Linked DNA regions of Homo sapiens: region 2 is linked to region 1. Evidence: chromatin loops called from intact Hi-C (ENCODE). Cell type or tissue: mammary epithelial cell. All regions are shown on one strand. Each heading gives the region's core, and the rest is flanking DNA. Links, peaks and the distances in the headings are about the cores only.

The links. A loop is a pair of places that touch in the nucleus more often than their neighbours do. Peaks named below come from ENCODE experiments on the same cell type or tissue, not always from the same donor. Only the 100,000 strongest peaks of a DNase experiment are listed, where the experiment ranks them.
Region 2: a loop joins it to region 1, with 4 times the contacts of the local background. A loop is called at or near these places in 11 of 110 quality-filtered maps.

The regions. Positions count from the first base shown.
Region 1 is chr17:64,269,488-64,284,567 of GRCh38, reverse strand. No RefSeq gene overlaps it. Among named protein-coding and RNA genes, the nearest start is that of TEX2, 14 kb to the right of the region's middle. In mammary epithelial cell, for the core only: a CTCF peak has its summit at 2,412 (motif pointing right); a DNase peak (open chromatin) is centred at 5,777.
Region 2 is chr17:64,170,916-64,185,995 of GRCh38, reverse strand. TEX2 (testis expressed 2) reads left to right here. Exons shown (of 12, transcript NM_001288732.2): 6 at 8,525-8,671; 7 at 14,797-14,896. Among named protein-coding and RNA genes, the nearest start is that of SNORA50C, 32 kb to the right of the region's middle. In mammary epithelial cell, for the core only: a CTCF peak has its summit at 5,737; no DNase peak of the experiment used is centred there.

The DNA of each region.
Region 1 (15,080 bases), core at 2,348-10,347:
GACCAACGGATATAATTTTAATATATATCCTGGCCAAATCTCATGTTGAACTGTAAACCCTGGTGTTGGAGGCGAGGCCTGGTGGGAGATGTCTGGGTCATGGGAGCGGATCCCTCATGGCTTGGTGCTGTCCTCGTGATAGTAAATGAGTTCTCAGGAGATCTGGTTGTTTAAGTATGTGGCACCCCTCACAACCACCACTCTCTCTCTTGCTCCTGCTCTGGCCACGTGACATGTCTGCTCCCGCTTCATCTTCAGCCAGGAATAAAAGCACCCTGAGGCCTCCCCAGAAGCCAAGCAGGTGCTGGCACCATGGTTGCACAGCCTGCAAAACCATGACCCAATTAAACCTCTTTTGTAAATTACTCAGTCTCAGGTATTTCTTTATAGCAATGCAAGAATGGCCTAATACACCAGCTTTGGTCTCTGGACTACTAGAAGCATCTGAGTACCACAGCGGTGCCCACTTTGGAAAACCCTATTCTATGTCATCACGTACTGGTCATACAAATTGAGACACTGCCCTAGTCATTACAACCAGCCTTGGCTGTCCCTAAATCCCCCTCAGGCACCCACTACTCATCCTTCCCTAGAGAGATCACTTCTATAAATGACACACATCATCCATGACATGGGGATTCCACCTGAATTTACTTAGGGGAATGGTTCAAACCGTATATTTTAACTACACCCGGAGATTCTTCTTCAAGATTCCTTTAAGCGTTTGTCTTAGTCTGTTCCTGCTGCTATAACAAAATACCTTAGTCTGGGTGATTTATAAATAGTAGAAATTTATTTCTCACAGTTCTGGAGGCTGGAAAGTCCAAGATCAAGGGATTGGCAGATCCAGTATCTGGTGAGGGCTCCATCTCTGCTTTCAAGATGGTGCCTTGTTGCTGCGTCCTCCAGAAGAGACAAATGCTGTCTCCTCACATGGTGGAAAGGGAGAAAGGGATGAAAAGGACAAATAGGCTCCCTTCAGCCCTTTTATAAGAACCCTAATCCCATTCATGAGGGCAAGGCCCTCTGACCTAGTCATCTCCTAAAAGCCCCACCTCATGCATTGGGAACGAAATTTCAACACACATTTCGAAGAGACACACACATTCAAACCACAGTAGGGTTGTTCCTTTTAAACATTATTTAAAGGCACCCATATGTATGTAATAATAATAAGGGGGGCTGGGCACGGTGGCTCACGCCTGTAATCCCGGCACTTTGGGATGCCGAGGCGAACAGATCACTTGAGGTCAGGAGTTCGAGACCAGCCTGGCTAACATGGTGAAACCCCATCTCTACTAAAAATACAAAAACCAGCTGGGTGTGGTGGCACGTGTGCCTGTAGTCCCAGCTACCTGGGAGGCTGAGGCAGGAGAATCGCTTGAAACCAGGAGGCAGAGGTTGCTGTGAGCAGAGATCACACCACTGCACTCCAGCCTGGGCAACAGAGTGAGACTCTGTCTCAAAAATAATAATAAGGGCTTGGGGCTTTACCTATATTAAATAATTATGATTAAATGTAAATATAAGTGTAATTAAATTATTACACTAAATAGTCTTCACAACAAGCTTGAGAGCTGGGTATGAAGATTATCATGTTCTTTTCACAGATGAAGAAGCTGTGGCTCAGCAGGTTTGGGGGCAGAGCCAGGAGGAAATCCGCCATCTGCCTCCAGAGCCCTGCTTCGATGACATGTGTCACTCTTGAAACAATGCCACACTCTGGAGGAAGTTTTCCAGATTCCTCCGGAAGAGGACAGAGACTGGCAATTCCGGAAAGGTCATCTAGGGAGTGCCAGGTCCCCAAACCCACTGAGCCTTTGTCAATTACAGATCCCCAGGGCCCCCCACCCCCGACCGCCTGCGTCAGGATTTCTGGGCAGACACAACAAAATTATGTCAAAGCGCCCCAAACACTTCAGAGCCAAGTGGCCCCGCAGCTGGTTTAGGGGCCTTCCAGAACAGTTGGCCCCGGGGGGATTCGATGTGGGTGGAGGACGCAGGTATGGGTTCCTCTCGGACCACCCTCTCTCAGGTGGGCTTCCAGCGGGCAGGGGCCAGCTTTTCTCTGCACTAGTGGGTGGGCTTGCTCCTCTCTGTACATTGGACACAGTGGAGACAAATTTCCGGAAAGGCTCAGGCTGAACACAGGATAGCCCTAAGGGTGGGCTAGATTCATGGAGAATGTATCGCGGACTAGTCAGTCATATAAAATACTTGAGCCATATTTTTGTTCACCTGAGGTCAATTCCATGAGGCCCCTGGGATACCCACTGGGCCCATAGAAGCCCCAAGATAAAAGTCCCAGCGTAACATTTTTGCTACTTATGGAGCTATACCATTGCTTGTTTAATTCTTCCTTGAAATTTTTTTTTTTTTGTCTAAGAGTAGTTGCTTAGTTTGACCACGAGGTAGCGCTAACGGGCTTGGTAGCCAATGGACGGGGGCGTGGTAAGCCTTGTGGACTTAAGAGGAAAATCTCAACATTGCCCCTTTATTAATTAATCAAACCTTGGATTTTTTCCCCCCATTCTGCACTTTCCAAATTTTCTGTATTGAGTTTGCATTGTTTTTACAGAAGCAGAATAAGGGCAGGGGTGGGGGACGATAGAGAATCACTACGCAATGATAATCTGTTATTTTGACATATTAACTTTAGACACTGTCTTTATGTGGCTGTAGTTATAGGATATGTGTATTTGTTTTATTGGAGTGCAGTGGCATGATCACAGCTCACTGCAGCCTCGACCTCCTGTGCTCAAGTGATCCTCCCATCTCAGCTTCCCAAGCAGCTGGGACTACCGGTGTGTGCCACCATGCCCAGGTAATTTTTTTGTTTTTAATTTTTTGTTTGTTTGTTTTGAGATGGTCTCGCTCTGTCACCCAAGCTGGAATGCAGTGATGCGATCTTGGCTCACTGCAACCTCTGCCTCTCAGGTTCAAGGGATTCTCATACCTCAGCCTCCCAAGTAGCTGGGACTACAGCTGCATGCCACCATGCCCAGTTAATTTTTGCATTTTTAGTATAGACAGGGTTTCGCCATGTTGGCCAAGCTGGTCTCGAACTCCTGACCTCAAGTGATCCACCTATCTCGGCCTCCCAAAGTGCTGGGATTACAGGTGTGAGCCACCCCACGCAGCCTGTTTTTATTTTTTTGTAGGGGTCTCTCTATGTTGCCCAGGCTGGTCTCCAACTCTTGGGCTCAAGCGATCCTCCAGCCTCAGCCTCCCAAAGTGCTAGGATTATAGGTGTGAGCCATCAGGCCTGGCCTGTTTTATCATTTTTAAACTTGACTTTATAATTTTTTATGTTACTACAAGTTCTTCATGAACATTTATTACTGCACATTTTACAGTGACCATATATTGAGGGTTCACTTGGAACCATGCAAACACTTTGCTGTGTTAGGTGCATTTTTGTGTAGCCCTCACAATGGGAGGGCCTAACCCATGAGGTGGGTATTATTATCACCCATATTTTATCTGTGAGTAAAATGATGCTTCAAGAAGGCAGGTCACTTAATAGTAAATAAATGGAGGAGTGAGTCTGTCTAACATCCTGCCTTTCTCTAACCACAATGCTATTTCATTGAGTATGACCACGACTTAATTTACCTAGTGTGCCCATTTAATTTGGCCACATTTCATTATCAATAGCACTGCAGAAAATATCTCTATGTAGAAAGTTTATTCTGCATTCAGGAAATATTTATAGAAGTGGACTTGATAGCCTAAACATTTTGAAGACTCTTGATAAATATTCAGTGCCAAATATGAAGAAAAAAAATCAGGAAAACTTAACTCTGGCTGGCTATTTTATGATATTAAGAATTATTGTTACTTTTTCTAGGCATGCTAATGCTGTTGCGGTCGTATATTTTTAAAGATACACAATGAAGTACTTACAAATGAAATAATATATTTGGAATTTGTTTGAAAATGCAATTGAGACAGGACTAGGGAGCTGATGAAAAAAGATTAGGCATGTGTTGCTCATTGGGTTACGGGAATCACAGGCATTGATTCCGCCGCTATCATCTCTGCTTTTGTGTCTATCTGAGATTTTCTTTTTTCTTTTTTCTTTTTTTTTTTTGAGATGGAGTCTCGTTCTGTCTCCCAGGCTGGAATGCAGTGACAGGATCTTTGCTCACTGCAACTTCCACTTCCCGGGTTCAAGCAATTCTCGTGCGTCAGCCTCCTGAGTAGCTGGGATTACAGATGTATACCACCATGCCCAGCTAATTTTTGTATTTTTAGTAGAGACGGGGTTTCACCATGTTAGCCAGGCTGGTCTCGAACTCCTGACCTCAGGTGATCCGCCCGCCTCGGCCTCCCAAAGTGCTGGAATTACAGGCATGAGCACCCAGTCTTTTTTTTTTTGTTTGAGACAGAGTCTTGCTCTGTCGCCCAAGCTAGAGTGCAGTGAAGTGATCTCAGGTTACTTCAACCTCCACCTCCCGGGTTCAAGCGATTCTCCTGTCTCAACTTCCCGTGTTTGAAATTTTCTATGATTAAAAAGCTTCAAATATCCAGATGAGGAAACTACCGAAAGAAAAAAAAAAAGCTTAAAATATAGCTATGAAACAAAAGATCTGATAGTCTACAGGACAAGCTAGCCCCGTGATTCCTCTTCTGCCTAATTAGTGAGACACGCAGAATAAAGGAGTAGCTTTCTAGAACAGTTTTGTTCAACCTCCTCTCCCATCAAACAAAAGTTAAGGTCTCCCTAAAACCAAAACACATCAATCTATTTTGTTTTTCAAAAACTTGTGTTTATTTATTTTATTTTAATTAATTAATTAATTAATTATTTTGAGACAGTGTTTCATTCTTGTTGCCCAGGCTGGAGTGCAATGGTACAATCTCGGGTCACTGAAACCTTTGCCTCCCAGGTTCAAGTGATTCTCCTACCTCAGCCTCCCAAGAAGCTGGGATTACAGGCATGTGCCACCACGCCCGGCTAATTTTTGTATTTTCAGTAGAGATGGGGTTTCACCATGTTGGCCAGGCTGGCCTCGAACTCCTGACCTCATGTGATCCACCCACCTCGGCCTCCCAAAGTCATGCCTTACAGGCGAGAGCCACTGCACCCGGCCAAAAACTTGTATTTATTTTTAAATAAGATTATAAAGTTGGACAGAATTTTAAAGGTCTGGTCCTTATTCTTTTAAACTTCTGATTTTTTTTTTAATGGAGTCTTGCTCTGTCACCCAGGCTAGAGTACAGTGACACAATCTTGGCTCACTGCAGCCTCCACCTCCCTGGGTTCAAATGATCTTCTCACCTTAGTCTCCCAAGTAGCTGGGACTATAGGTGCGCTACCAAGCCCAGCTTTTTTTTTTTTTTTTTTTTTTTTTTTTTTTTTACTTTTTTTTGCAGAGACGGGTTTCACCATGTTGCCCAGGCTGGTCTTGAACTCCTGAGCTCAAAGCAGTCCACCTATCTTGGCCTCCCAAAGTGCTGGGATTACAAGCATGAGCCACCACACCCAGCCATAGTCAATAATCTTGTGACAATTTTACATACACACTTCCCAACTGTAGTTTGATGCAGGCTTTGTTAAATTTCTGGAAATGTCTAGTGTTCCCCTTTATAGTAAGGAAACTCACCAACCGTTATTGGAGAAAGTCCCTTGGGAGAGGTCACAGCATCAAAAGGAAAGAGAGTTACACCTCTTGTCAGTTTGTAAACACACAGACACACACACACACACACACACACGCACGTGCTTACACATCCTTGGTTTTACTCACATCCTTCTCCCTACTCTGTCTGGGCAGGCACTTCCTGTCCACCCTCCCACATTATTTTCCCAGGACTCTCATGCCTTACCTGGCCAACTCTGCCAGAATCAGCAGCCAGGCTTGGGCCTGTCACACAGGACTCATGCTGGTTCCCAGTGGGCTAGACTCAAAACCACACCCCTCTTAATAGATCTTGGTTTTTCAGTCTTCAGAAGTCCTTAAGAGAAAGCAAAATTTAGCATACCCCATTCACTCTTTTTTGTGCAGACTCAGCCACAGAAACAGGAATTTCCTCATGGTACTGCTCTGTTCCCTAGATGGGACTTGTCAGTTTGAAGCTTCTGCAGCCTAGGACGAAGTGATGTCTGTCACACCTTGCGGAACAAGAACAGAAACTCAGGGCCAGGCAGGTGGCTCACACATGTAATCCCAGCACTTCGGGGGCTGAGGTGGGAGGGTCGCTTGAGCCCAGAAGTTTGAGACCAGCCTGGGCAACATAGCAAGACCCTATCTCTACAAAAAATATAAAAATTAACTGGGTGTGGTGGTGTGGGCCTGTAGTCCTAGCAACTCAGGAGGCTAAGGTGGGAGGATCGCTTGAGCCCAGGAGGTGGAGGCTGCAGTGAGCTGGGATGGCACCACTGCAATCCAGCCTGGGAGACAAAGCCAGATTCTGTTCTCAAAAAAAAAAAAAAAAAAAAAAAGAACAGAAACTCTCTGGTTCATCCCAGCAGCTGTTAGCCTAAAAATATCTCAACTCAGCATGCAGTAACTTTTTTCTCTCTCTCTTTCTGGCAGATGAGGCTGGAGTCAGACAGGACCTTTCCAAACGCTAGCTGGATAGAGTATGTTGTGTCTAGAAAAGCTGAGAGAAGGACAGAGAAGAACTGAGAAAGGTTTCCTTGAGTTCAACAGGCCCAGAGAGGGCCCTTCACGGGCCCCTAGTGGATTTCACTCTTTCAACAAGTGTTTCTGGAGGGTCTCTAAAGGGTCTGGTCTTAGGAAAGGAGGGAGGGGACAAGGTCCAATTTCTGCATTCCTGGAGTCCACAATTCAAGAGCAGAGATGCTAATAAGTATGTGTATGGCTCTTTTGATGTGTCACAAGGGAGATACACAAGGGACCTCAGGAGAGGACCGGAGGGACCTAGGCCATTCTTGATTTACAACCCTGGGCCAAAGGAAATGTGTTGTCAGGGCGACAAGGCTTGATTTCATCTTTAGAGGAAGGAGAACTGAAGCTTCTGAGTCCAGTAAAGGTGAAGAGGTCTGAGAAGGAGATTGGTATTGATAAAAAAAAAAGATTGGGATTGAATATGGATTAATCTCCAGAAAGAGAGAAAAGAAAGGCAAGGTTTCAAGTTGTTCCCTGGGGCATTCTTTGTCAGCATAAAGGTTAAACAGAGTATATAGCAGATAAATGGATTCTATAGCCAAGTTCTTGAAAAGGTCACTGAGACACAATCCCAGCTGCACAGGAATCCTGAGTGATGCCAGCTAGGCTCCAGCCGTCACATCCTTCAGAGCTGCCGTGAGCAGGTCTCTATTAATTGCTGCCTGTGGTGGGGATTCTTTCCTGCTCACCGCCCATAGGCGGGATCCGTGCAGATGAGGACCAAATCTTCTTATCAGGCATTGTAAATTTTGGCACTCAACTTTTCTCTGTTGCCTAAACACCATTTTTTGTTTGTTTGTTTGTTTGTTTGTTTTGAGACGGAATTTCCGGAATCTCGCGCTTTCACCCAGGCTGGAATGCAGTGGCACGATCTTGACTCACTACAACCTCGGTCTCCTGGGCTCAGGTGATCCTCCTACCTCAGCCTCCCAAGTAGCTGGGACTACAGGCATGTGCCACCATCCCCAGCTAATTTTTTTGTGTTTTTGGTAGAGACGGGGGTCTCACCATGTTGCCCAGGTTGGTCTCGAACTCCTGAGCTCAAGTGATCTGCCCATCTCAGCCTCCCAAAGTGCTGGGATTAGAGGCATGAGCCGCCGCACGCAGCCCCTAAACACCATTTGAACAGCAATCATGGAAATTGAGAAGCGAAAAAGAAACACCAGTGATCCTGTCACTCCCTGTATCAACGTTTTATTTATTTATTTATTTTTATTTAGATTGATTGATTGACAGGATCTTACTCTGTTTGTCACCCAAGCTGGAGTGCAGTGGCACAATCATGGCACATTGCAACCTTGACTTTCAGGGTCAAATGATCCCCCTGCTTTAGCCTCCCAAGTAGCTAGAATTACAGGCACATGCCACCATGCCTGGCTAATTTTATTTTTTTATTTTGTAGAAATGAGGTCTTACTATGTTGCCCAGGCTGGTCTCAAACTCCTGGGCTCAAGTAATCCTCTTGCCTTGGCCTCCCAAAGTGCTGGGATTACAGGCATGAGCCACTGTGCCTGGACTGTATCAATGTTTTACATTTTCTATTTCCAGCCCTGTGTAAAAGATAAAGGGAACAAGTTCACAGGGACATTGTCTGGTGATCCTAGTGGACATCTCACGGCCTGCCCTGGCCAACATTCCACCCTCGCATTTTCCAGCACCAGTGGATGGATTGACGTCCTTTCTTAAGTCCGATCTGCTGGACCACCACAAATGTGTGACTTGAGTGCTGAGACTTGACATCTCTCCATCCTACCATGGCCTGGCGAGAACAGAAGAGCTCATTCTAAGTGAATCAGGCTTGGATAGATTAAGAGGTGGCCAACGGATGTTTTGATCTCTATTTTTGTTTTGTTTTGTTTTGTTTTGTTTGTTTAGATGGAGTTTCACTCTTGCCCAGGTTGGAGTGCAGTGGCGTGATCTCGGCTCACTGCAACCTCCACCTCTGGGGTTCAAGTGATTCTCCTGCCTCAGCATCTCCATTAGCTGGGATTGCAGGTATGCGCCACCACGCCCGGCTAATTTTTGTATTTTTAGCAGAGACAAGGTTTCACCATGTTGGCCAGGCTGGTCTCGAACTCCTGACCTCAGGTGATCCACCTGCCTGGGCTTCCCAAAGTGCTGGGATTATAGAGGTGAGCCACTGTGCCCGGTCTTAATGGATGTTTTGAAAAGAACTGTATAAGGGCCAAGTAAGACAGAGACCCACATGTGACCTCTGGATTTGGCAGAGTGGAGATCATCAGTGGTGTGACAAGAGCAGTTTTAGAGGAGCAGTAGAGGCAGAAGCCACTTATCAGAAGCCACTTTGGAGCAGGTGAAAGAGGATGATAGGAGAGGAAGAGAATTCTTTGGAAAAATTTTGCTGTAAAGGACAGCTGGGAATGGAGTAGCAGTGAGAGGGGTGATGGGCAAGAGGAAGGGAATTTTTCAGAAGGGAGATAGGAGAACATGTTTGTACGTTAATTGGAATAATCTGGTAGACAAGAAGAAATTGATTATGCAGGAGAAAGGGGGAAATGGTTGCAATAGTAAAGTCTCAGGAAGCTAGAGAGGTTAGGCCTTCTGTGGAAAGAGTGGTCACAGAGGTCTGAGAGTGGGAGAGTGAACTCACCCAGGTAATATAGGCTTGCCAGCCAGGGCCCAGTGCCCATTTGAGATTTGTGATGATCGTTTTGAAGTGGAATCGTTGAGTAACAGCAGAGGCATGAGGTGAGAAAGGATGATGGCTGTGGGGTTGGATTTGGGGCAGAGTTTGGACATGCCCAACCCAGCACTTGCTCATGGATTGGATGTGACCAGGAGAGGATGAAATTGAGGACAAGGATGCAACTGAGACAACTCATTGTTCTTGACTTGAACGAGTGGGTAGGTGGGTGCCATTGATGAAGAGAGGGTGGGCAGAGCCTAAGAGCTAGTTCTGTTTGATGTATTTTGATGTGGGATGATTTGAGATGATTATTAGCATCCAACAGGCGAGACCCAGCAGGCAGTTGGGCAAGTCTGGAGTGTAAGGGGAAGGTTGCTGTTTTCTCCTCTGCTCTGCAATATATGAAAACATCCCTTGGGCTGGGCCAGGGTATGTGACATTCACCATCATAATGTGCACACAGGCAGAGGCAGGGCTTCCGAATTTCCCACTAGACTGCAAGCTCCTCGTGAGCAGGGCCTGGGTTTTGTTCACTAGCACCTTTTAGGGCACCCCAGAACCCAGCAGGCATTCAATCAGTATTTTCTGCTGGATAGATGAATTATGTCATAGTCCCTCCCAGCCTCCGGAAACCAGGTGGCTTCCTAAAGTCTGGGACAGGTACCTTCTTAGTTTAATGAGGCCTTACTAATTATAATGGTGACAGTGATGCTTTGGGGGTGACTTACAGTCAGGAAGGGCCAACTGGTCTTCTGAATAATGATTTAAGTGGGTCACACCGTGATGGCTGAGTGACATGGGAGGCCAGGTGGGTGTAGGAGGGTGGAGTGGGCGATTGGATATAGAAAGAAGGCAATTCCAATTCTGCCAGTAAGCTGGGTTTGTTTTGTGACCTTAGGCCAGAGACTTGGCTTCTTCAGGCCTCAGTTTCCCTTTCTTTCTTTCTTTTTTTTTTTTTTTTGAGATGGAGTCTCGTTCTGTTGCCCAAGCTGGAGTACACAGTGGCATGATCTCAACTCACTGCAACCGCTGCTTCCCAGTTTCAAGTGATTCTTCTTTTTCAGTCTCCGGAGTAGCTGGGATTGGAGGCACGCACCACCACAGCCGGCTAATTTTTGTATTTTTAGTAGAGATGGGTTTCACCATGTTGGTCAGGCTGGTCTTGAACTCCAGACCTCGTGATATGTCTGCCTCGGCCTCCCAAAGTGCTGGGATTACAGTCGTGAGCCACCGCTCCTGGACCCTCAGTTTCCTTTTTACTTATTTATTGTTTTAATGGGAATGACAGAGATCTACTCCCTGCCCCCAGATGGCCGTAGGCACCACTAGTAAAAGTGATCATGATGTTTCTTTTTTTTTTTTTTTGAGACAGAGTCTCACTCTTTCACCTAGGCTGGAGTGCAGTGGCACGATCTTGGCTCACTGCAACCTCCACCTCCTGGGTTCAAGTAATTCTCCTGCCTCAGCCTCCCAAGTAACTGGGATTACAGGTGCCCGGCACCACGCCCGGCTAATTTTTGTATTTTTAGTAGAGACGGGGTTTTGCCATGTTGCCCAGGCTTGTCTCAAACTCCTCACCTCAGGTGATCCACCCACCTTGGCCTCCCAAAATGCTGGGATTACAGGTGTGAGCCACCGGGCCCGGCCGATCCTGGTGTTTCTGTGGCAAATAAGGGAACCTAATAAGCCCGAGGCTGAGCATTTGTTCTCAGAAGCAGGGTTCTCATCTCTGTTCTAAGAAATGTAGCCTGGGCTCTGGACACTGTGAAAGAGGCCAGTCATGTTCTAGCAAAAAGACAACTCCAGGACTTGGCCTTGAGGAAGGGTAGATGGCAGACAGTCTGCGTTTGTTCCTCTTGTCACCTGTGTGTCACAGGGCCCTTTTGGGAACATTTCTAGCATCCTCTGGCTGAACTGAGGAGGTGTAACCCAAAAGGCAGAGGGCCTGTACTGCTCTCCTCCTGCCAAACCTCACAGCCCCATGATCAAAACGCCAGGAGAGCTTCAGGAGGAAGCGGGTACCTGGGGTGTGTGAGTGCCTCAGAAAGAAGGGAGGAGGAACTAGCATGCGGTGGAGGACAGAGACGCCACAGATGCTGGAGTTCCTGCAAGAATAAAGTGTGACCCTGCAGCAGGCAGCTGGGCTAGGAGACACACCACCACAGAGAGGTGGAGACTAGTAGAACGTGAGGCATGGAATAGCCTAACCTCTGCGATGTTACAGAAGAGGAAGCTGAGACTCAACAAGGGACACCCATGTGTTCACCAGATATTTTTCTCTTCTTTTCTTTTTTTGGAGACGGAGTCTCACTGTCGCCCGGGCTGGAGTGTACAGTGGCACAATCTCGGCTCACTGCACCCTCCCCCTCCCGGATTCAAGCAATTCTCCTGCCTCAGCCTGCCAAGTAGCTGGGATTACAGGCACATGCCACCACACCTGGCTAATTTTTTATATTTTAGTGGAGATGGGGTTTCACCATGCTGCCCAGGCTGGTCTCGAACTCCTGAGCTCAGGCAATCTGCCCACCTTGGCCTCCCAAAGTGCTAGGATTACAGGTGTGAGCCACTGTGCTTGGCCCACCAGGTATTTTTCAAGAGTCAATTAGATGCCAGAAGCTGAGCCAGCTTATGGTTAAATATTGCAGTACAAAACATCACCCCAAAACTGGGGCTGAAAACAACTGCCATTTTATTATGTCACATTTCTGTGGGTTGACTGAGCTCAACTGTGTGTTTTGCTCTCTGTGGTGATAGCTAAGGCTGCAGGTGTCTAGGACATGACACGGCTGGAACCTCCAAGATGGTCCATGCACAGATATGGCAATCAATGCTGACTGTTGGCTATGAGGTTCAGTGGGGCTTTCACCTGGAGTGCCTCAGTTCTCTTCTGTGGTTTCTCCATGTGGCCTGGGCTTCTTACAGCATGGTGCCTGGATTCCTAAAGTCAAGAAGTGAAAGCTTCAGTTCTCCTAAGGCCTGAGTTTAGAAGTTCCAGAATATCACAGCTGCTGCATTCTATTGGACAAAGCCAGTCATGGGGTGTTTTATTCATAGTTGCATAATAATCCCAAAATGTAGTGGTTTAAAATGATGATAAACATTTATCTCTCACAGTTTCTGTGGGTGAGGAATTATGGAGCAGTTTTTCTGGGCAGTTCAGGTTGGGAGTGTCCGTGAGATTGCAGTGAAAATGTTGGCCAAGGTTGCACTCATCTGAAGGCTTGACTGGGGCTGGAGGATCCATTTCCAAGGTGGCTTACTCATATAATTGACAAATTGGTGCTTGTTGTTGGTGGGTAGTCTCAGTTTTTCTGCACATCAGCCTCTCCACAGGCTGCCTGAGTATCTTCACAACCTGATGGGTACTATTCCCCAAGCAAGTAATCCAGGAGACCAAGGCAGCAACCCAAATGCCCTTCATAAGCTAGCCTGAGAAGTCATACATTGCCATTTCCACCATACTGTATCTATTGTGACCCCTGACTCATGGTGGAAGGAGAGATTATGAAAAAGCATGAATGACCAGGAAGTGAGAATCATGGGGGTCATTCTGGAAGTTGGCTACCTCACAAGGCCAGCCCAAGATTCCAAGGGATGGAGAAATAAGCTATAGCTGTGGATGAGGGAACAGTCACGACTAAGTGGCCATCTTTAACCTATCAGAGCTCAACTGTCAGGATGTAACAGAGGACCAGTCAGAAGGGGCTCACTGTTCACAGAGCTCCCAGTCTAGAGGACCACACAGAAAACTAGCAGCAGAGAAGGGATGTGTCTATAATCTTGCGTGGTGATGCGTGTCTGTGTGATCCCAGCTACTCGGGAGGCTGAGGCGGGAGAGTTGCTTGAGCCTGGGAGGCAGAAGTTGCAGTGAGCCAAGATCGCGCCACTGCACTCCAGCCTGGGTGACAGAACCAGACTCTGTCTCAAAAAAAATAAAAGAAAATGAGTCTTTTCTTCCTTCTTCTATGTTTCTATGTTTCTTTGTTTTAAAAATATTCTAAATGAGCTTCTATCATGTTCATAACAGAAAAACCCAAACCATTTCTTGCTGCGGTGGATCCCACAGGCTCAGCAGGAGAGGGTGCGGGGATGGGGCAGAGGTTAAAGGTGGGGGGTTCTCCACCTGTGGATTTTGGTTCCTCCTCTGCTGTGGGGTATCCATTGCACTGCAAGTTTCCGGTTCTTCTGAAAGGCCTGTGACTGTTAGTTAACTCACTTCTGAAAACAAAACTGCCCCTTCAGGCGAGGTGTTGGAGGAAGAATCTCAGAAAAGAAGGGTTATGTTTTTGACACTCCAGGAGTGGGTGGAGCAAAGGAAACTAGGAGCCGATGTTTTCCCTCCTGGGTGGGGTAGACCTATGATGCTGTTTTCTGGTTCAAGATCGAGGTGACTGCCTCTCAAATATGAATTTATGTACTGGGACAACCAGAGAGAATATTTCAAATGGATGCTGTCTTGGAAATGCCAGGATACGTAGTCATTGTAGACAGAAGCTGCTTGGTTGTTCGGAACATTTAGAAATCTTTTTGGTTTCCTGCAACCATATGATATCTTCTTTCACTTCTATTTTTGATTTTTGAGGCTTTAGCACATCACCCCATTGTCTTCCTGCATGCCTTACATTCCATGATCAGTAATTTTCTCTATAGTAAAAAACATCAGCTTCCATTAATTGGGCAACTATTATGTAAAGATGCTATACTAAGCAATTTACATACACAATCTTTACAAAACTGTAGGATGTGGACATCGGCAATTTCTAGATGAGGGGCTCAGGGGAGTTCAATAGCTTCTCCAAGGTCACACAACTCAGAAACAATAGAAGTGGACCCTGAACCCAGGTCGAAATCTGAGCCCAGGTTGAAAAGACCTCAAAGCCACTAGCCTAATGCTGCCTCCCTAAAAGAATACTGTAACATTAAAAGACATTTGATATCTTATATCCCTCCATCCTAACTTAAGATATCTTTTTTGGCTCCAAATTTATCCCTCTTTTTGAAAATAGTCTGTACCACACACCTCTTAAACACCCTCTGAGATCCTTCCAGCCACTGCTGTGGCAGTGAGAACTGTGAATGTTCCCAGCAGCTCTGGCAGGTGTAAACTGACAGTATCTTGCCTCAGGCCTGCAGCTGCCATCTCTCAAACCCAGCCCAGGGCATCTCTTCTGACACTGCAGCTTAGAAAGCACTGGAACCCATTCAGTGCCAAGCCAGTGCATTCTGGAAGCTCGGCTCAGGCAGGTGTGCAGAGCCTTTTACCTATGGGGAAGGGGCCAGTGGGTAAGTGCCCTCCCCTTTACCCCAGGGGCGGGTCCTGAGACACTTCTTACAGTCCTCAGACAGTTCCCTCCAAATCAAGCAGCCAGGAATGTGGCCACCCCAGTGACACGCACTCAAGTGCTTCTGCCTCCCTCCCTGCGTCAGTTCCCGGAGCCTCAATTATGCTCCCTGGGCTCACACCCCCCAGTAGTGTATTCACACACAAGCTTTTGTCTCAAGCTCTGTTTTCTGGGCAACTCTCACAGATCCAAACATTTTCCTTGCCTAAACTCTCACCCAAATATCTTTGCTTCTAAATCAGAAAATGGGTGCTAAGTAACCATATGGAAATGATGAAAGCTAGCAATTCCAACATTTCCACTCACAATTCTGTTGAACAACCTGGGAGGGAGCCAGCATCTCCCGCTTATTCCTAGGTACTCTATATCTGGGTGTATAAATGACCTTTTCAAGGTTACGAACCAAGAAACACCCAACCTTCCCCTGTGTTTGGGTGGATGTATATGTCGTTA
Region 2 (15,080 bases), core at 2,330-10,329, 99 kb after region 1:
GCCACCTGGCACTTACCCTTTAAGCACCCAGACATTTCTTTTCCCTCTTCTAAGTCTGATGACTTTTTTTTTTGAGATGGAGTTTTGCTCTTTTTCCCCAGGCTGGAGTGCAATGGCGTGATCTTGGCTCACTGCCATCTCCGCCTCCCAGGTTCAAGCAATTCTTCTGCCTCAGCCTCCTGAGTAGCCAGGACTGCAGTCACACGCTACCACGTCCGGCTAATTTTGTATTTTTAGTAGAGACGGAGTTTCACAATGTTGGCCAGGCTGGTCTTGAACTCCTGACCTCTGGTGATCCACTCTCCTCGGCCTCCCAAAGTGGTGGAATTACAGCGTGAGCCACTGTGCCTGGCCTCTGATGAAATTTTTTTTTTCTTTTTTTAGTTGGAGTCTCACTCTGTCGCCCAGACTGGAGTGCAGTGGTGCTGAAAATTTGAATTAGAAAATATCACTATTTTGGGGGGCAAGGGCCTAGTTTTCCAAATGTTTAGTGCCTGGTTTGGAAGGGGATTTAATTCAGGAAACAAGGGAACTCTTTTTTAAAAAATGTCTGAAAGTGCAATGGTACCACTTCCAGCATGGGTACATCAGGAAGAGAGACTCCACAGGTCAGCTGCAGATTTGCTCAGGGGTGTGAGTCCAGGGAGGCTGCTGGTTCTGTGTGCCCTGCATTGCCTGCCTGGGAGAGAGGCCATGGTTCCTGTCCTCCAGTAGTGAGGCTCTGGTGTTCAGGTTGCATAAGGCACTTCCACTCTCCATTTCAACAGACAGTTTTAAAAAATGTTAGAGATAATATTAACATATGCCACCCCGGTATGGAGAGTCCTGTCCTTATTACTACTCGTCGTGCTCATCATCTCATATCTATAAACTGGATTACAAGATATTATTACCTGTTTGGTGTTATCAGAAGATGAGAATGTTACAGAGCAAATAGGAGTCAAATAGAAACCAGGAAGTCTGTAACTGGCAGAATAGTTTTCCAGGGCTTCCCTTGCTACCCCCACAAAGTAGGCTTTTTAAACACTTAGAAGTTGAATTGGAAAATGTTTTTGTTGCACTAAGTTAAAAAATGAAGCTATATATCCAATTTAAAAATAAATTTTAAAAAGAATTCAGACAAGAGTGCTAAAACAAATCAGTGGAGAGAAAGAATAGTCTCTTCAACAAAGGTGCGGGAACAACTGGATATCTATGGGCAAGAGAATGGAGCTGGCCCTCTACCTCACACCATACATAAAAATTAACTCAAAATGGATCATAGACCTCAATGTAAGAGCTAAAACCATAAAACTCTCAGGAGTAAAATTTGTGACTTTGGGTTCGATAAACCTTCTTAGCTAAGATACTAAAAGCATAAGCAACCAAAGAAAAGATAGGTAAATTGGACTTCATCAAAATTAGAAACTTTTGTGCTGCCAACAATACCATCAAGACAGTGAAAAGATAACCCACAGGATGGGAGAAAATGTTTACGAATCATTTATCTGATAAGGTTCTGGTACCTAGAAATATAAAGGACTGGTACCTAGAAATGTATAAAGGACTCTTACAACTCAATAACAAAGAGATAAATAACCAGATTAAGCAACGGGGCTGGGTGCAGTGGCTCACGCCTATAATCTGAGCACTTTGGGAGGCCAAGGCAGGAGGATCACTTGAGCTCAGGAGTTTGAGGCCAGCCTGGGCAACATATTGAGACTCCATCTCTACAAAAAAGAAGAAAAAAAAAATTAGCCAGACATAGTGGCATGTGCCTGCAGTCCCAGCTACTCAGAAGGCTGAATCAGAATTGCTCGAGTCAGGGAGGTCAGAGCTGCAGTGATTAGTGATTGCACCACTGCACTTCAACCTGAGCAACAGAGCAAGACCCTGTCTCAAAAAATAAAAGGGTAAAGGATCTGAATAGACATTTCTCCAAAGAAGATACACTAACGCCCAAATAAGCAAGCACATGAAAAGATGCTCAGTATCATTAGTCATCAAGGAAATGTGAATCAAAACCACAGTCAGATGTCACTTCACACCCACCCAGATGGCCACAATGAAAAAGACAGATGGTGGCCAGGCACAGTGGTGGCTCACACTTGTAATCCCAACACTTTGGGAGACTGAGGCGAATGGATCACTTGAGCTCAGGAGTTCGAGACCAGCCTGGGCAAGATGACAAAACTCCATCTCTACCAAATAAATAAATAAATAATAAAAATTTTTAAAAAGATAGATGATAACAAGTATTAGTGAGGATGTAGAGAAATTGGAATCCTTGGCCGGGTGCGGTGGCTCACGCCTATAATCCTAACACTTTGGGAGGCCGAGGCGGGTGGACTGCCTGAGCTCAGGAGTTTGAGGCCAGCCTGGGCAACATGGCAAAATCCCATCTCTATTAAAAATACAAAAAATTAGCCAGGCATGGTGGCGCATGCCTGTAATCCCAGCTACTGGGGAGGCTGAGGCACGAGAATCACTTGAACCTGGGAGGCAGAGGTTACAGGGAGCCAAAATCATGCCGCTTCACTCCAGCCTGGACAACAGAGTGAGACTCTGCCTCAAAAAAGAAAGAAAGAAAGAAATTGGAGTCCTCATACGTTGCTGGCAGGAATGTAAAATAGTCCAGCCACTGTGGGAAATAGTTTGGTATTTCCTCAAAAAGTTAAACAGAGTCACCATATGAGCCAGCAGTTCCACTCCTAAATATATATCCAAGAGAAATGAAAATACATGTTTACACAAACACTTGTACACAAATATTTATAGTAGCATTATTCACAATAGCCAAAAGTGGAAAATGGTGGGGCACAGTGGCTTGCGCCTGTAAGCCCAGCAGTTCGGAAGGCTGAGGTGGGTGGATTACTTGAGGCCAGGAGTTCAAGACCAGCCTGGCCAATATGGCGAAACCCCATCTCTACTAAAAAGACAAAAATTAGCCGGGCGTAGTAGTGCACGCCTGTAGTCCCAGCTACTCGGGAGGCTGAGGCACAAGAATGGCTTGAACTCAGGAGGCATAGGTTGCAGTGAGCCGAGATCACACCACTGCACTCCAGCCTGGATGACACAGCAAGACTCTGTTTTAAAAAAAAAAAAAACACAACAAAAGTGGCAAACAACCCATATTTCCATTAACTGGTGAGTGGATAAAGTGTGGTATATGCATAGATGATAATATTATTATGCAATAAAAATAAGTTTATTATGCAATAAAAAGGACGCACTGCTACAACATGGATATGCCTTGAAAACATTAGTGAGGGGAGTCAGTCACAAAAGAACACATTGTATGACTTCATTTATAGGAAATGTCTGGAATAGGCAAATTCATAGAGACAAACTAGTTTCCTAGACTGGTGGGCAGGGGGATGGGGAGGAGTTGGGGAGGAATAGGGAGTGACTGCTAATGGGTACAGGGTTTATTTGGGGAGTGACGAAAATGTTCTAAAATTGACTGTGGTGATAGCTACACAACTCTCAATATACTGAAAACTATTGAATGTACTCTATTTTTAAAAATTATTTTTGTGGTAAAATACATAAAGTTTGCCATCTTAATCATTTTAAAATGTATAGTTCAGTAGAATTGAATACATTCATAATGTTATGCATTGACCCCCACCATTCTCTTCAACTTGTATAATTGAAACTCTATACTCATTAAACAGTAACTCCCCTGTCCCCCTCCTCCCAGCCCCTGGCAACCACCATTCCCTGTCTCTCGGATTTTGACTATCCTAAGTACCTCATATAAGTAGAATTATACAGTATTTGTCTTTTTGTGACTGACTTATTTCACTTAGCCTAATGACCTCAAGATTCATCCATGTGGTAGCGTAAGTCAGAATCGCCTTCCTTTTTGAGGCTGAATCATGCTCCATTGTGTACGTACGCCATTTTGCTTATCCATTCCTCCATCGGTGGGTGCTTGGCTTGCTTCCACATTTTAGCTATTGTGAATGATGCTGCTCTGAACATCAGTGTACACATATCTTGTTTTGAGACCCTGCTTTCAAATTTGTTGGGGTATATAGCCAGAAGTGAAATTAGTGCATCTTAAGGGTAATTCTGTTTAAATTGTTTAAGGAACCGCAATACTGTTTTCCACAGCAGCTATGGAAGGATGGAAAAATTGTATGATCTATGAATTATATCTAAGTAAAACTGTAAAAAAAAAAAAAAATACAAAACCAGCCGGGCATGGTGGCTCACACCTGTAATCTCAGCACTTTGGGAGGCCGAGGCAGGCAGATCACCTGAGGTTGGGAGTTTGAGACCAGCCTGACTACCATGGAGAAGCCCCGTCTGTACTAAAAATACAAAAAATTAGCCAGGCGTGGTGGTGAATGCCTGTAATACCAGCTACTTGGGAGGCTGAGGTAGCCTCCCTTGAACCTGGGAGGCGGAGTTTGCAGTGAGTCGAGATCGCGCCACTGCACTCCAGCCTGGGCGACAGAGCGAGACTCCTTCTCAAAGAATACAAAACCATGTAGCCAGATCTAATTTTGCTTTTTTTTTTTTTTTTTTTTTTTTTTGAGATAGCCTTGCTCTGTGGCCAGGGTGGAGTACAGTGGCACGGTCTCGGCCCACTGCAACCTCTGCCTCCTGGGCTCAAGCGATTCTCCTGCCTCAGCCTCCTGAGTAGCTGGGACTATAGGCACGCACCACCACACCCAGCTAATTTTTGTATTTTTGGTAGAGACGGGACTTCACCATGTTGGCCAAGATTGTCTCAATCTCTTGACTGCGTGATTTGCCCGCCTTGGCCTCCCAAAGTGCTGGGATTACAGGCATGAACCACCACGCCCGGCCTAATTTTGCTTTTTAAAAGTTCTGTATTCTTAAATGTATATATACACTGAAAAGAGACTGAAAGAAAATATAGTAAAACTGTTTTAAATAATGTTTAAAATGTTTTAAATCTGAGTAGCAGGTTTATGGGTGTTTTCTGCAGTGAATATGCATTGTTTTTATAATCAAGGGAAAGAAACACACAGGAGTAGGGTCCTCCGCTGTGTCATCTCCTGGACCACACTGTCCCTTGTGCAACCCCCCTGGCGGTACACTGGGTGCGGCCAAAAAGGAGTGGGGGCACTACACACTCTTTGTAATAGAAAAACTGGGCTGGCCTCCTGGCCATTTGTAATAGGAAATGTTACACCACAGACTTCAGTAAATCTGTCCTACTTTAGTTTTAGAGGTTAGTTTTAAATAACACATATCCCAAGAGTGACGCAGTTTTGATGGGCTTGCTTCAGCTTCAAACCATTGAATTTTCTCTACACTTATTTGGAAGCCATTTTTGGAAAGTTACCATTTCTTAGTGTGTTTATACAGTTGAGACAGCGAAATGAATATCCTCCACACATTTCATCCTATAGCCAAATGGCAATATTAGGAAATGTATGCACATTGTTTCTTTAAACTCTTAAATTTTTATGACATTCGTTGGGCCTTCCTAGCAGGCTGTTGAATCCAGGTTTTGCTCATAAAAGCTTCTTTGATGCATTATCGATGTTCTGCTCTGGAATTTTTCTTTGTTCCCAATGAGTCTGTGGAGAGAAGCTTATTTTGGAAAAAGGAACTGTTGAAAAAACAACCTGCTTGTCGGTTATTTCAGAAATTTGTTTACCACATCATATGCCATTGGCTTGGACATACATTGTGAAATAGCCTTTGTTTCTTGCTATTTTGTGCTAAAACTGTTTCCTGTGAGTAACTAGGGTTGTAAAGAAAGGCTAATAAAGGGTAGATGCTCCCTCTAGGGAAGGGAAAAAGTAACTTATTCTCTTGTATAACCTACAAATCTAAAATAAGACACGTGGTGTCTTACGTGGGCAGCAACTTAGTACTGTCTGAGGGGCCAGGTGGTCATTGCCCTTGGATGAGTGTTTATGCAGAAGTCTGTATAAATAATCGGATGGGACTCAAAGACAGTAACCTCAGAAAAGCTGAATGAATTACCCTTGGGGCTGGGAAGGAGATGTTCAGTCAGAGAAAAAAGGGATTCAAAAAAACAGTGCAAGTTATGGCATGGCCAAGCATTCACCGCTGCAGACTCTTGCCCTTCCATCCAGGACCTAGTGGTGGAAAATGTCTTGGTTAATGACAGAAAACGTCACAGCACTCGAAAAGCCCAGAGAGAATAATCCATGTCCATTAAGAAGGGTGAAGCAGATCCATGTCTTCTGAAATGGGCTGACCAGCATGCTTTCTTTTTTAAACCATTTTTTTTTTTAAATGAGACTCACCAACGTTCATAAAGGAGACCTTTGAAAACTCAAATGTGAAGGACTCCTGTAAAATATAAAGTCATGCAGTGACATGTGATTGAAAAACGTAAGCGAACCCTAGGCCCCCAGCAAGAGAGGGCACAGGCTGTGGCAATGTATGTGGAGTTGGTTCCTGCTGGTGGGTTCGTGGTCTCACTGACTTCAAGAATGAAGTCTCGGACCTTCATGGTGAGTGTTACAGCTCTTAAAGGTGGCACGGACCCAAAGAGTGAGTAGTAGGAAGGTTTATTGTGAAGAGCAAAAGTACAAAGCTTCCACACTGTGTAAGGGCACCCAAGCAGGTTGCCGCTGCTGCTGGCTAGGGTGGCCAGCTTTTATTCCCTTATTGTCCCTTCCCATGTTCTGTTTTTGTCCTATCACAATGCCCTTTTTTCAATCCTCTCTGCGATTGGCTACTTTTAGGATCCTGCTGATTGGTGCATTTTACAGAGTGCTGATTGGTACATTTTACAGAGCGCTGATTGGTGCGTTTTATAGGGCACTGATTGGTGCATTTTACAATCCTTTTGCTAGCTACAGAGTGCTGATTGGTACATTTTTACAGAGTGCTGATTGGTGCATTTTACAATCCTCTTGTAAGAAAATTTCTCCAAGTCCCCACTCCACCCAGGAAGTCTAGCTGGCCTCACCTCTCAGCAAGACTGGCAGACGGGTGGGACTGAGCAGTGTGCTGGCTCAGGCACAGCTCAGTGACTGGTGAACACCAAGCTTCAGAATGAGTGCACGGAGCTATGTGCTGTAGACCTTGGGAGTACTCACAAACAATTGGATCTGCAGATTCAAATCCATACACACCAAGCAACAACGTGTGCACCACAGCACTGACCCAGGCACACAGCTTCAATGTGGGCACAGTCACAGCTGCTCAGAATGGATAGCACTGGCACGAATGCACAAGCACAAAGCGTGGAGGTGATGAGAGTGTCTGGTGTGTGTTATAGCTGCAGCCAGCCCATGAGGGCAGAACAGATGCACTTATAGTAGCCATAGAGGGAGGGGAAAGGGGGAATAATTCACAGATTCTGCATTTCTAAATCTTTTCATCTTTGCTTTCCAAAGCTCATTGTTTCTGCAAGGCTACAGTCTAATTAGAGACCTCAGCACAGGAAAATGTCTGCCATATCAGGGGGCCAGCTCCCCTTCCCCCACCCCCACCGCCACACACAGGACAGAGCAGATAGAGGATGGGAGAACAGGACTGTGTGTCAGGCGCTGCACTCATTTCTAAAATGGAAGTAAAGTTCCTGTCTTTCCAGGGTATTGTGAGACATGAGTGGACCTGAGACAGGAATGTGCCCATAGGGCTGGCATGTGGTCAGTGGACAGCTGCTACATTACTGAGCTCTCAGCCCGTGCCTGCACCAACCACATAAACCTTACAACACCGTCTGTGGGTGCTGCTGTTTACCCTTCTTTATCTCCATCCCTGACCCCCTCCAGGCCAGAGTGCACAGTCTAATGATTAGCCAAGGAAATCGGAGACTTGGGTTTACTTTCTCCCCCACCTCACACATTGGCCACAGCAGATGCTTCAGATGGATTGTATCAAATGGAAGTAAGGATCAGGGTATTTCGCTGGGCCGAGATTGGTGAGAACAGCTGTAGATGTTTCATGGAAGCCCTGAGAGCAGCTCTCTCTAATCCAGATCTGTGATTCATCGTCTTGCCTGTTCATTACATTACCAGGGGAGCATCTGAAACTCCTGATGCCCACTGAAATCAGTGACTCTGGGGGTAGGATCCAGGCATCAGTATTTTTAAGCATCCCGGGAATATTTTGACCTCACAGGGTTCAGGCTGAACTTGAGTCCTGGCCATTGGGGAACTGTGGCGTCTGCCCGGATGAGCACCAGCTTGACAATTACACGTCCAAGCCTTAGCTTGAAGAAAGATGGGCAGGCATTTTATCAGATGTGTCACTGATGCATAATGTTGATACCAAGCTAATTTGGACGCAGAGCAGTTTGGCTAAGCTAATAGTATGAAATATTAGCTGGTTTACAGGAAGACTGGTAGAAAAAGAAAACAGACAAAGAGAAGGTTTTAGCTGTGATGGCAGCTTTCGTTTCTCCCCTTTCCTAGTCACCAATACAATGTGGGACTTGTAATTTATAGGGAAGGAGTATGACTCGTGTGGTCTCCTGTTTCTATAAGGAGGGACCTTCAGTGACTTTATAAAAATAAGCACCTGTCTTATTCTCCAGTTGCTTTCTAGCTAATTTTGGTCCCTTTTCTTTTGCCAGTTGCCAGAGGTTCCACCCTCTGAGGAGGAAGAACAGGAAGCCTGGGTGAATGCCTTGCTTGGAAGAATATTTTGGGACTTCTTAGGAGAGAAATACTGGTCTGATCTGGTGTCTAAGAAGATCCAAATGAAACTCAGCAAAATAAAGGTATCACTTTCCACACAAGAGGCTTCTAATCCTCTATACTTCTTCATTTCTGGAAATTTTGTACCCTTATGTCCTAAGTGAAAAATAATTTGGTTTAAACGTATAACATATGAGGGTAGTAAGTTCTCAAACAGCACATCTGACCTTGATCACAGACTGACCTTATGATTAATTGCATCTGGGGGCTTAGTGAACATTAATGTTTACTCATTTTCTTGTGTTGCCCTCATTGTTATCCACTCCAGGTGATAATCCAGAATTTAGTTTGGGAAAATGTGAGCTCTTATAACCGATTCGTCTTATATAATTGTTATTTTTAAGTTGGAAATGAACTTAAATTGTACATCCAGAGCCCACCCAGCCCCACAGCAGTCTAGGCCACATGGTATATCCTCTGAGGAAAATACAAATTACTTAAGGCCTCTTAGTATACTCACTGAAGAAAATGCTAGACTACTTAAGGCCTCTTAGTATACTGACTGAGGAAAACACCAGACTACTTAAGGCCTCTTTCCCAGGCTGTGCTCCCTCTCAAGCTGGGAAAGTTAGCATTGCACTTTAAATGTGTCTGTGTTTGACCTTTACTTTTTGGCCAGATGGTACTTTATTTTGGGCTCTCTCCTGAAGAAACACTCTGGTGCTAATCCAGGGCCAGTTGGAAGTGAGTTTGAACTGTGTAAGTATGGCTGTCATTAAAAGACTCATTTGCCAACCAGGAGACCTTATTGAGGATCTTGAGGTTCTTTAAAATTAACTTTTTGACCCAGTGAAGACCCAGCCAAGAAGAGTCACTTTGGATCCCAAATTTTCACTGAACAGTCAGTAGCTTAAGTCAGTAGCCCTGAAGTTGTATGGATCAGAGACATTTTTGAGAAGCAGAAGCCTATGATATCCTTTCACTAGAAAAACACGTTGACACAAAATTTTGCCCATTATTTCAGAAAGTTCAAGGACTCTAGATTAAGAAACTGTGAACTACGGTAAACTAGATTAGAAGGAAAATATGGGCATAGAGGAGCTTCAGGTTGATTTCTTTTGTTCCTTTGGGTAAAGAACAGAGCTTTTCCTGGCCTTGTCAAGCTCTGGCTGCTGTCTGTGGGCCAGTGTCCCTTCTTCCCCAGCTCCTGAGAAAGAGGAAGGAGGGGCTGCCTTCTGAGCCAGAAGGGTGGATTTCAAGGCAGATTTTGGGGGAGGGCTCTGTTGACAGGTGTCAGCCTGTTTGTGTTCCTGAGGTAGTTTGAGGGTTGAACGTGCTTCTGCTAGCCAGTTCCATAGCAGGAGACAACAAGTAGCAGTAACCCTCTGTGTTGGGAGATGCAGTGTCAGCAGCCAACCTAGAGCTCACTCAGCCTCTCCCCATTTTTGGAAATGATGGAAGGCTTGAGTTCCCAGGTCAAGGCATATGGGTAGGGCTGGCCCTGCTCTTTTCCCAGGGTCTATCTCGAGCCCTTCTGTAAGCAAGAGGGGCCCTTCCCTGAGCAGCAGGGCTGCAGTTCTTGGCAGTGTGCAAAAAGAAAGCAGGACATACTTGAACTCCAGGTGGGATGCTGCTCCCCTGCTACATGCATTCCAAAGCTGACTTGAGCCAGGAGTGCTGGTGCACACCTGTGGTCCCAGATACTTGGGTTGCAGAGGCAAGAGGATGACTTGAACCCAGGAGTTCTGAGCTATGATCGCACCACCAAACTCCAGCCTGGGTGACAGAGCAAGACTCTCATCTCTAAAAACAACAACAACACCAACAAAACCAAACTGGTTTGAGAGGTCCCACCCTTCTCTCTTGAGCTGGAAGTCCACAGAGCCTCTGCCCTATTTGTGAAGGTGCCCCCGTCCTCCTGGAGAAAGTTGAGGGAAAGTCTGTTTTCATTTTCTCCCGTTGATAATCATGGAGGCACTGGTAGTTCACAGACTTAAACTTCCTTTTGTTTTTTGAGGTCAGAAGTACTAAAAGGTTAGAATGGAGAAGTGTGGCCTAGATCCAGCAGTGCCAGAGGCTAGAGGTGGGCATTGTGTTCCCTCAGTGTGTTCCATCCATACCCTCCACCCGCCTCCTGATCTGCTGCACTGTGAAGTGCCTGCAGACCAGAGGAGCCCCTGGTTACAGAATAAACAGGAAAGCAGAAGGACATTACCAAATTCTGAAGCTGTCACCGCCCCTACGAAAAGAACTGATTGCCACCAAATATCCAAGTACCCCTGGGAGGAACTAAGCCTTAAGCCTAGTAGTGAGTGGGTATTGGTTAATAGCCAGTCAAGAGCCAAAATGGGAATAGGGAAGTGGTATCTAGAGGAGCCTGAGCTTTCCCCTGTGACACAGATCTCCCTGATCCCCTGGTTTCCCTGGAAGGCCTGACATATGGAGAACTCTTTGCTGGCCTTGCCCTGTAGTCTCGGATTGTCAGCCTTGCACATGATCATGACTCATGTTGTGAAAAAGCAGCCCTGTGTGTGCAACTGGTGCCCAGTGATGGGTTTAAAACAAGCTGAGTTTCTGCCCCAGTAGTAAGTGTGCTCTTGGCCTTAGCCAGCTGCTCAGATAACCGCCCTAGGGCCCTCAGTGGTTATGAGCCTCTTGTGCCTGTGTCAGCAAATGTTGCTGAGATCGCATACAGCTTCTAACTTAGCACCCACCAGCCTGAGAACGTCCCATACCCTTGAATGCCTAGTCCCTAATTGGGTTTACTCCAGAGGGTAAAGAATGTGCCCCTGGATTTCTGTCTCACTGTGGTACCCTTTGGGTGGGAAGAAAACAGTTTATTGTCGAAAAGAACAGGAGGAATGACCTTAACAGAAGAAGGCTGCTCAAGGGCAGGGATGTGAACTAGGAGGGGAGTATATGAGTGCTGGAGGGTTGGTTATAGATGTTCTGGGGTCTTCGGGTTGGATAGATGGGCAAATAAATAGGAAACCAGGCCCTCTGATCTCCCCTCCCCATTCTGCTTACTAGTAGGTAGACACCTTCCCCTGCCAAGTCCTCCTCAGTCCCCAGGTCCTTCAGGTCCCTCCTTTGTCTCAGGTCCTGTCTCAGGTCCTTCCTTTGCCTTTGCAGGGACTAGAGGTTGCAGAATGGCAGGTAGTGGTTGACAGGGGAAGAGAAGGGACAGTTATGTTCCTGCTGTCTCTTTATTCACTCCTGTGGCTCAGTGTCAGACTGACATTCCCATAGAAACACCGTTGGATGTCTGGGCATGGTGGCTTATGCCTGTAATCCAGCACTTCGGGAGGCCGAAGTGGAGGAAATCTTGAGCCCAGTAGTTTGAGACCAGACTAGGCAACATAGTAAGACCCTGTCTCTACAAAAAAAAAAAATTATCCAAGCGTGGTAGTGGTACATGCCTATAGTCCCAGCTACTCAGAAGGTTGAGGTGGGAGGATCGCTTCACCCCAGGAGGCTGTGGCTTCAGTGAGCCATGATTGCACCACTGCACTCCAGCCTGAGTGACAGAGCGAAATCCTGTTTCAAAAAAAAAAAGAAAAGAAACACCATTGGAGGTGACAGTATTCCCTGGCTCACCCTTGGAAGTCTCTCTAACTTGGCATGCTCCTGAAGCACAGCATTTGAATGACAGTAGTGGACAAAAAGGACAGGGCAATTGTGCAAGACTTTGGTTACATTCTTAGCCAAGTAGCATTTTATAGGTTGGTAGAGAGGCCAATACCACTTATAACATTGATGCTTTGGAAAAAGGTTCTCCAAATATAGCAAACACCAATTCAAAACTATGCCTTTGAACACTGTCTACTCACGTTTTGTTCGTCATAGACATTATAACCTTTTTAACATCCCCTCCACAAAAAATCAGAGATTACATTCTCTGATTGGTGAATCCTGAAAGCTTATGTTTCTCTGCAGGGAAACAGCTGAAGAGGTCCAGCCAAGTTAGGTATTAAATTCATGCCTGACTAGATGCTACCTCATTTTATGTGGAATATTTAGTTTACATTTAATTTTTAAAAACCTCTTAATTTTATTCTAAATTTTATAAAACTATTGTAACATTCAACTGGAAAAATACTTATGAAAATAACTAAGAGAATTCTGGGAGAAAAAAAAAGGAGAGGGACTTGCCAGATTTAAAAGTATATTATAAAGTTAAAAGTGTATTATAAAGCTAAAATATATTATAAAGCTAAAGTAGTCAAAGCAGTTTGATACTGGTAGAAATTCAGTACAGACTCCAGTGCAGTGGGAATTTAGCACTTAAAGATGGCGGAACAGATTAGTAGGGCAAGTGTTGGTTGCTGAATAAATAGGTCGAGATTGCTGACCAACCATTTGGGGGAAAAATTACACTAGATCCCTAATTTACATCTTACATTAAAATTATGAATGGAATAAATATTTTAAGAAATACATATACATCCACAAATCCAAGCAGAGAAAATATAGATGAATTAATTCTATAATCTTGAGATGAAGTAGGAATTTTTAAACATGATGCCAGTATTCTTATGTTATTTCCTGTAGAATAAATTCCTACGGATAGATTTGGGGGTGTGTATTAGTCAGGGTCCCAGCAGGAAGCAGATGGCACACTCAGATAAGTAACTCTGGGGAGAGTTTGCTGAAGGGAAGATTTATAAAGGTGTGGGCAGATGGAGAAAAACTCGTAGGGAGAGTGCTACACTCCAGAACTAGCAGAAGTGGGAGCTGTTACTCTCTCTGGAGCAGCAAAGGCAAGGAGAACTTGGACAGGGCAGCTGTGTGGAGAGGCTTCCTGTGTTACAGGAGCTGTGGCCTTCAGTAGATGGGGGGGACAAATGCCCAACACTCTTCTCCGTGTGCCTCCCCATCAACTGCCCATTGGTGTATCCCATTGGCCATGCCCAACCAGAAGCTGGAGGGTAAAAGAGACCGTTGGCACAGTTCACGCAGACCAACCACTGGGGATAGAGTGTAGATCTGGCAGGGCAAACAGAAAATGTTCAGCATGAGATCAAAGGATGTGCTATTTTTCTTTTTTTTTTTTTTGAGACGGATTCTCGCTCTGTCACCCAGGCTGGAGTGCAGTGGTGCGATCTTGGCTTGCTGCAACCTCCACCTCTCAGGTTCAAGCAATTCTCCTGCCTCAGCCTCCTGAGTAGCTGGGACTACAGGCACGTGCCACCACACCCGGCTAATTTTTTGTATATTTAGTAGAGACGGGTTTCACCGTGTTAGCCAGGATGGTCTCAATCTCTTGACCTCGTGATCCGCCCACCTCGGCCTCCCAAAGTGCTGGGATTACAGGCGTGAGCCACTGCGCCTGGCCAGCATGTGCTGTTTTTCAAGGATTTTCATACACATGTAAGTTTGCCTATCGGAAATGTAGCAATTTCTCTTCTTTTCTTTTTTTTTTTTTTTTGACGCAGAGTCTCGCTCTGTCCTCCAGGCTGGGGTGCAGTGGCACATTCTCAGCTCACCGCAACCTCTGCCCCCAGGTTCAAGTGATCCTCCCACCTCAGCCTCTCCGAGTAGCTGGGACTACAAGTGCATGCCACCTTGCCTGGTGGATTTTTGTATTTTTTGGTAGAGTTGGGGTTTCACCATGTTGGCCAGGCTGGTCTCGAACTCCTGACCTCAAGTGATCCATCCACCTTGGCCTCCCAAAGTGTTGGGATTACAGACATGAGCCACCGCACCTGACCTTGTTGTAGCAGTTTCTTACTACCCACTGAGAGTCTGAGAGAGGTCTGTTTTCCCATACTTCAGCAAATGTGGGGTACTGTTAACCAGCATGGCTGGCTCCTTCTCCATAGGTGGCCTCTGCTCAAATGCCACTCCTCAGGGAAGCCATCCCTGACCTCCTCAGCCAAAACAGCCACCCCCGTGTTCCCTCTGCCCATTACCTGCTTGATGTTCTTTGCAGCACTAATCACTCTCTGGAAGTATATTGTCTATGTATTTACCTGTTTCTGCCTTTCTATTATAAACCCCGTGAGAGCCAGGCCCTGGCCTGACCTCTTCATGGCTCTGTCTGGAGTACGAAGCCTAGTACATGATGTGTGCACATTACGTTTTCGTTACATAAATGATATGTCCCCAAAACCTTGGCCACCATCCTCTCCGGAAGCATGTTGACTTGCAACAGCATGTTTTGTAGGTTGCTCATGGGTCTCACTCATTGTTTGCTTGTTTCCTCTAGCTCCCCTACTTTATGAATGAGCTCACTCTGACGGAACTTGACATGGGCGTGGCTGTGCCAAAAATCCTCCAGGCCTTCAAGCCTTACGTTGATCACCAAGGTAACTCCTAACTGACCATTCTATGAGTGTTAAAATATATCCTTTGCTGCAGATTCAGTACCATGATGGCTTTGTGTTTGGAGGGTGTTGAGGACTTTTTAAATCATCTGTTTCATGTTGAGTGTCTTTCTGTTCTTACCAGTCATGGCCTTAAAACTGATTTGGGGCCGGGCATGGTGGCTTA